Linked DNA regions of Homo sapiens: region 1 is linked to region 2. A link is a contact called in ENCODE Hi-C or POLR2A ChIA-PET data. All regions are on one chromosome and are shown on one strand. The core of a region is the stretch at or near the end of the contact, and the rest is flanking DNA. Distances in the headings are between cores, read along the strand shown.

Evidence for each region. A loop is a pair of places that touch in the nucleus more often than their neighbours do. ChIA-PET counts read pairs that join two places held with the same protein, here RNA polymerase II (POLR2A). Pooled maps may share reads with other maps.
Region 1: a loop to region 2 is called in a pooled map, with 2.2 times the contacts of the local background. The contact joins the promoter of TCL1A here to the promoter of VRK1 in region 2. A Hi-C loop is called at or near these places in 1 of 37 single-sample maps with no recorded cell type and 2 of 50 pooled maps. POLR2A ChIA-PET finds 5 or more read pairs at or near these places in 1 of 52 experiments (WTC11).

Annotation. Positions count from the first base shown.
Region 1 is chr14:95,712,805-95,715,623 of GRCh38, reverse strand. TCL1A (TCL1 family AKT coactivator A) reads left to right here and starts at 1,499. Exons shown (of 4, transcript NM_021966.3): 1 at 1,499-1,677. The coding sequence starts at 1,558. LOC107984703 (a long non-coding RNA gene) reads right to left here and starts at 141. Exons shown (of 3, transcript NR_148060.1): 1 at 1-141. RefSeq lists a silencer at 1,245-1,484 and an enhancer at 1,715-1,764.
Region 2 is chr14:96,796,018-96,798,903 of GRCh38, reverse strand. It overlaps VRK1 (VRK serine/threonine kinase 1), which reads right to left and starts at 1,522. Exons shown (of 13, transcript NM_003384.3): 1 at 1,457-1,522. RefSeq lists an enhancer at 665-1,196 and silencers at 1,141-1,430, 1,441-1,640.

The DNA of each region.
Region 1 (2,819 bases), core at 250-2,749, 1.1 Mb after region 2:
ACTGGCTCCTGGGTACCCCTTCCCTGGCCACAAAAGTCCATCCCAGCAGCACTATTTAAACTGGACTTATTTCTCACTTCACAGCTCTGGCCTGGGCTGAGACCTCCCCAACAGAGCTTATTAGCGAGCTTGTCATCTTGCTCTGTGGCTATCTAGGTCTGGAGTCAAGAGCCATTCACAGGAAAATCAGCATGAAACCTTTAAGTTTGCATATTAAATATTAACACCACTAAGGGCTACAGTGGAAAAGAGGTTTGCTGAGCTCAAGGGCCCTCACTCCACCCCCAACTTCCCTTGGCTTTTCTCTTCTATGTTGTGTTCCTGGTAAATCCCATTATGTCTCGACTACCTTAGGCCCTCTCAGCCCCTTCTTGGGAATTAGGCTCTCTGGATAGGCAAAGAGGCAGATACCCAGCTGCCAGGTGAATCAGATGTCCTCATCAGATCTCTTAATTTCCACTTTGGTGATATTTCAAAGGATCACAAATTATGTTCTTAGTGCCTGGTCAGAGAACTGGGAAAGAGCTGGAAGATGAGACACCAAACTCCATCCCATGGTGATGTTTGAACCAGGCTGGAGCTGGTTTCACATGTTTTTCATTGTGCATGACTTTCTTAATTGCCTTAGTGGGAATGCGTTACTGCAAAATAAAGTGAAATTGTTTTCCTTATTGCTTGTAATTTACAGAGGGGTGGTTTTGATCATATAAACCAGGCACTTTTCAAATCCATTGATCTTAGGGTGGAAGGAGGGATTTCTTTTTAAGTATTCATTTCGAACTATGCTTTCACTAGTAAACTCAAAGCCCAAGGGCAAAAACCCATGATTCTCCATTTTGTAATAGCTATTAGATGTCCACAGCACATCAGACCTGTGGAAAACGCATGCTTTGTGTATGGAAGAGGGAGAGGGAGCGTCAGGAGTTGTCCTTTGCCAAAAAACGTACTCTGACACTCAAAGGCACAGGCTGGTGGAGATCCAGGGAACCCGGGAAAGCCCAGGCCTAACTCAGGCCCGCGCGGGTCTCTTCTGATCCCATAAGATGAGGAGTGGGTCCTGGCTCTGGGCATCCTGGTGTCGACTGTGAGTTCCCAGCAGAGGCCCAGAGTCCCGGTCCGGCAGCCGAGGGAAGCGGGGGGGTCTTCCAGAAGAAGAAAGGGCCAAGGTCACCCCGGTGCCTCTCCAGCAGCAGCAGAGGGCGGCGGTCGGTGTCGCTGCTGGCCGGGGCCTCGAGGAAGGCGCGGGCCAGCTGGGGCCGGGTCTGCGTTCCCAGGAGCTGCCACCGTTCCAGGGAGCAAGTCAGGCCGGGACGTAGCGCCTGCGCGGGACCCTCACTTGCCACCAAGACCCCCACAAACCCCGCCCCATCCTGCCTTACGCCCCGCCCCAAGGTCGTTCTCCCGACCCGGGGTCCCGCCCCAAGGCCGTCCTCCCGCCCCGCCGCTTGGTGGCGGCCGCATGCTGCCCGGATATAAAGGGTCGGCCCCACATCCCAGGGACCAGCGAGCGGCCTTGAGAGGCTCTGGCTCTTGCTTCTTAGGCGGCCCGAGGACGCCATGGCCGAGTGCCCGACACTCGGGGAGGCAGTCACCGACCACCCGGACCGCCTGTGGGCCTGGGAGAAGTTCGTGTATTTGGACGAGAAGCAGCACGCCTGGCTGCCCTTAACCATCGAGGTACAGCCAGCTTTGGAGCGGATGGCGAGGCAGCAGGGGCAGCCCCTGGGAGCTTGGGATGCCCTAGGAAGGGCGAGGACTCAAGGAGCACTCACTATGGGGCAGGGAGGATCCCCACAGATGAAGCCACTTTGAGCCGGGCTCTGGAGGATGAATAGGAGTTCTCCAGGCAGGGAAGAAGGGTGGGAAAACCGCAAAGGAATGTCGGTCAAAGGGGTGGACCCAGTGCCTGTGGAGTGTGACTATAATGTTGACTACAGCAGGCATTTTCTGGGCTTCGGGGTCCTAATCCTTAAAAATGGGTATCTCTAAGTGACTCATCCATATGGCCGATTATCGGAATCATCTCAGGTGGGTCCCAGAAATCTGTATTTTTAAAAAGAACCCTCAACAGTTTAGGGTCAACCAGGCATAGCAAACACTGGCCTAGAGTGTGAAGTATTTTCCACTACCTCTGGGCTTTATTTAGAAAACAAATTTAACAAGTGATGTCGTAGTATAAGCGCCGGTATTGAATCAATATTGACTTTTTTAATGTGTGATGCCTTAAGATGGGTCCTTAATCCATGTTAAGTTTTTGTTAAAGAAATAGATAAGTCTTTTACAAGTATTTGGATTTACTCAATGAAAAAGAGTCAAAAAATGTTCAAACTCTCTCCAAACATACACTGAAGAAAGCATAAAAATTAAAAAATATATTAGAACACGTATGTCCAGTAGCAATCAAAAATTATTGAGTGTTGACTGTGTCTCTACAGATGGGAAACTGAGGCACAAAAATGTACATTTGTCCGAGGTAAGATTGCTAGTAGGTAATGGGGTTGGAATTCTAGGCTCTTAACCACCACAAAATCTGCATTTTTATTGGCATTTCAATTTTTTAAATATGTTTTTACTTTAAAAATCAAGTTAAATACTTACTTTTTTAAAATCAAAATTTGAAGAAATAATTTGAAGATTCAGTGGATTTCTTTTTTTAAATCTCTGAGAAATCTCTTCTTCAACGTGACACCAAAACCACGAACCAGACAGTTTTTCATAAAATCATGATACATGCTCCACAAAAAATAACCCACTAGCAAACTGTGGGACAGATTTTGCCTCACATCATTGAAAAGGCCAGTATTCTTTTTCTCTCTTTC
Region 2 (2,886 bases), core at 273-2,772:
TTATTAAGTGACTACTTAAGTTACATTCCCTTCTATAGGTAACAGATGAACATAATCTTATCTACCCAGAAATTTAATTCCAATCACTACATGCCATTTTGAAGAACATAAACGTAACCTACATAAAATGACTATATAAAGAACCCTTGCTTCCTTCTGAAAATGCTTCAAAATTCTAGATTAAATTCTCCCCCAAAGTATCATGCTCAGCATGTCATAAAGAAAGGTGCCTTTATTGTCAACTCTTGAAAATAAATGCTGCCCTACTTTTTTTTACTCTTGAATTTCAGTCTCAACAGATGGGCAATTCCAGTTTAAAAAAAAAGAAGAAGAAAAGAAAAACACACACACAATAATTAATGAAGTTCTTCAACAGTTCCCTAAAACCAACATCCTCCCAATAGCAAATTGTATTTCCAAGTTGTTCCAAGAAAGGGACACAGGAAAGGGAAGGGAAGAGTCTATACAAAGGAAAACAAAAATGAGTGACTTGAAAGAAAGGACATCAGAAAAATGGGTGGCCTCAACAGGAACCTATAGTGTCTGACTCTGCTGCTGTCTGTCGAATTTAATTCTACCACCTAAGAGTTTTGAGACGAGAACCACAATACTATTTCGGTGGTAGGAAAAACTATGCGTTGCCCCTGAATGGAGCTGCAACAGTAAAGGATGCCACCCTGCCAGGTAAGGACAGAATGAGGAGGAACTGTCAAACGGTTATGAAAGTCCCTTGCAAAACACACAAGCGGCTCTAACTGCCTTGCACCAGACAGACCCTCAAGTACAGGATCACGGGGCCTCCCCGCGATGTGACAGGGAAATAACGGGCGGCCTCGCGGTCCCCAGGCCTGGCTGCTATCCTCAGGGGTCGGCCTCCCCTCTCAGGTCTCAAGTCAAAGGTCACATCCTCTGAGATGCCCTCCCGGATCACCTAACCTAAAGAGCCTCGCCCCCATTCCTCTAGCCCGCAACTGCCTGTCCCGTTTCTAAGAAAGCATTTCCGTATCCGCAAAACATCGCAGCTGCGTGTGTTGTTTCCCTTCTACAGAGTGAGCTCTGCGGGGCAGGGGCCTCGCCTGCGCTGTTCACCCGGAGCCCCGCCTGACAGAACCGGCTTCCCGGTGAGGCCCGAGGCGGCGTTTGCGAGCTCGGCCGCGACACCACGCGCGTCCAGAACGTGGAGCTCAGATGGGGGCCGGCCTGGCCAGTCCAGGCATCCCCGGGGGCGCCTGCGGGGCCTGAACGAGACAAGGAAGGAGCGGACGCCCGCGCAGGCGGAAGCCACGCGGCGGAGCGCGGTCCCGCGGGGCGACCGAGGCTGACGGCGACTCCCGCACCCCGGTGGACCCACAGGCCGCCCGGAAGGCCCAGTGCCGGCCCCAGCCCCGGCCGCCCGCCTCCGCGCCCCCGGCTCGGCGCGCGAGTCCTCGAGCCGTGTCGCCTGCGGCCTCCCTACCCTAAGCCGCAGACCCGTCGCGTTCTGCCCAGTACGAACTTCCCGCCGCTTTCGCCGACTCGTAACTCGGCAGCGGCGCCGGCCCCTTCGCACCCTGCAGTATGGAGCCTTCCCATTGGCTCGGAGGCGACGAGGAGGGGCGGGACGAGTGGTAACGCGAGGCGCGGGGCGGAGGCTACGCTAGCCCCGCGCCTCCCCGGGAATGCCGGGAGCTGTGGTCCAGCGCTCCCAAGGCATCCTGGGAGTTGGAGTCTCTTAGCGGCAAAGGGAGATCCCCGTCCTTCTGCTCCCTGGTCTTCTAGGAAATGTGGTTTACAGCCTTGTTCGTAGTAGCTTGATTTATTAAGTGTATTGGCAGAGAGTTGGGTGTAAAATAAGTTTCCTGTTTCTGTTAGGATTAAATGAAATAATCTATAGGCAGTACTTTAAACTTAGTTGGTGCTCAATAAATAGCAGATAGTGTTAGTATTATTCTGCCCACTCATTGATATGTGTCTAAATCCTACCTGTTTTTCGAAGCCTATTTCAAAGCATATCTCAATGTCTACCTAATCATCTATAGTGTTTCATCTGTAATCAACGTATGCCACAGTTTGCATTGTGTTTATTATTTATTTTTATTTATTTATTTTTTTGAGACGGAGTCTCACTCTGTCGCCCAGGCTGGAGTACAGTGGCACAGTCTCGGCTCACTGCAAGCTCCGTCTCCCGGGTTCACGCCATTCTCCTGCCTCAGCCTCCCGAGTAGCTGGGACTACAGGCGCTCGCCATCACGCCCAGCTAATTTTTTTCTGTTTTTAGTAGAGACGGGGTTTCACCGTGTTAGCCAGGATGGTCTCGATCTCCTGACCTTGTGATCCGCCCGCCTTGGCCTCGCCAAGTGCTGGGATTACAGGCGTGAGCCACCGCGCCCGGCCGCATTGTGTTTATTATAATCAGCTAAGTCTCCATCACCCATGAGGCTGAGAGCTTATTGGGCACTGGGTCATTGTTCTAGGTCAAAATCACTGAAGTCACAGGCAGAGGGAGATTAACAATGAAGCCAATGAAGCGTAAGCTTCAGGACCTCACTTGCGCAGGTCCCTCAATGAGTTTACATAGCTTTGGGGGTTTATTTGTCGATTTTACTTTTCTTTTTCTTTTTTTTAAAGATATAGTCTCACTTTGTCACCCAGGCTGCAATGCATTGGCGCGATCTCGGTTCACTGCAGCCACGACCTCCTGGGCTCAAGCAATCCTCCCACCTCAACCCTCCGAGTAGCTGGGATTACACGCACAGGCCACCACTTCTGGCTAATTTTTGTATTTTTTGTAGAGACAGGGTTTGACCATGTTGCCCAGGCTGGTCTTGAACTCCTGAGCTCAAACAATCCACCCCGCCTCAGCCTCCCAAAGTGCTAGAATTACAGGCATGAGCCACCACACCCAGC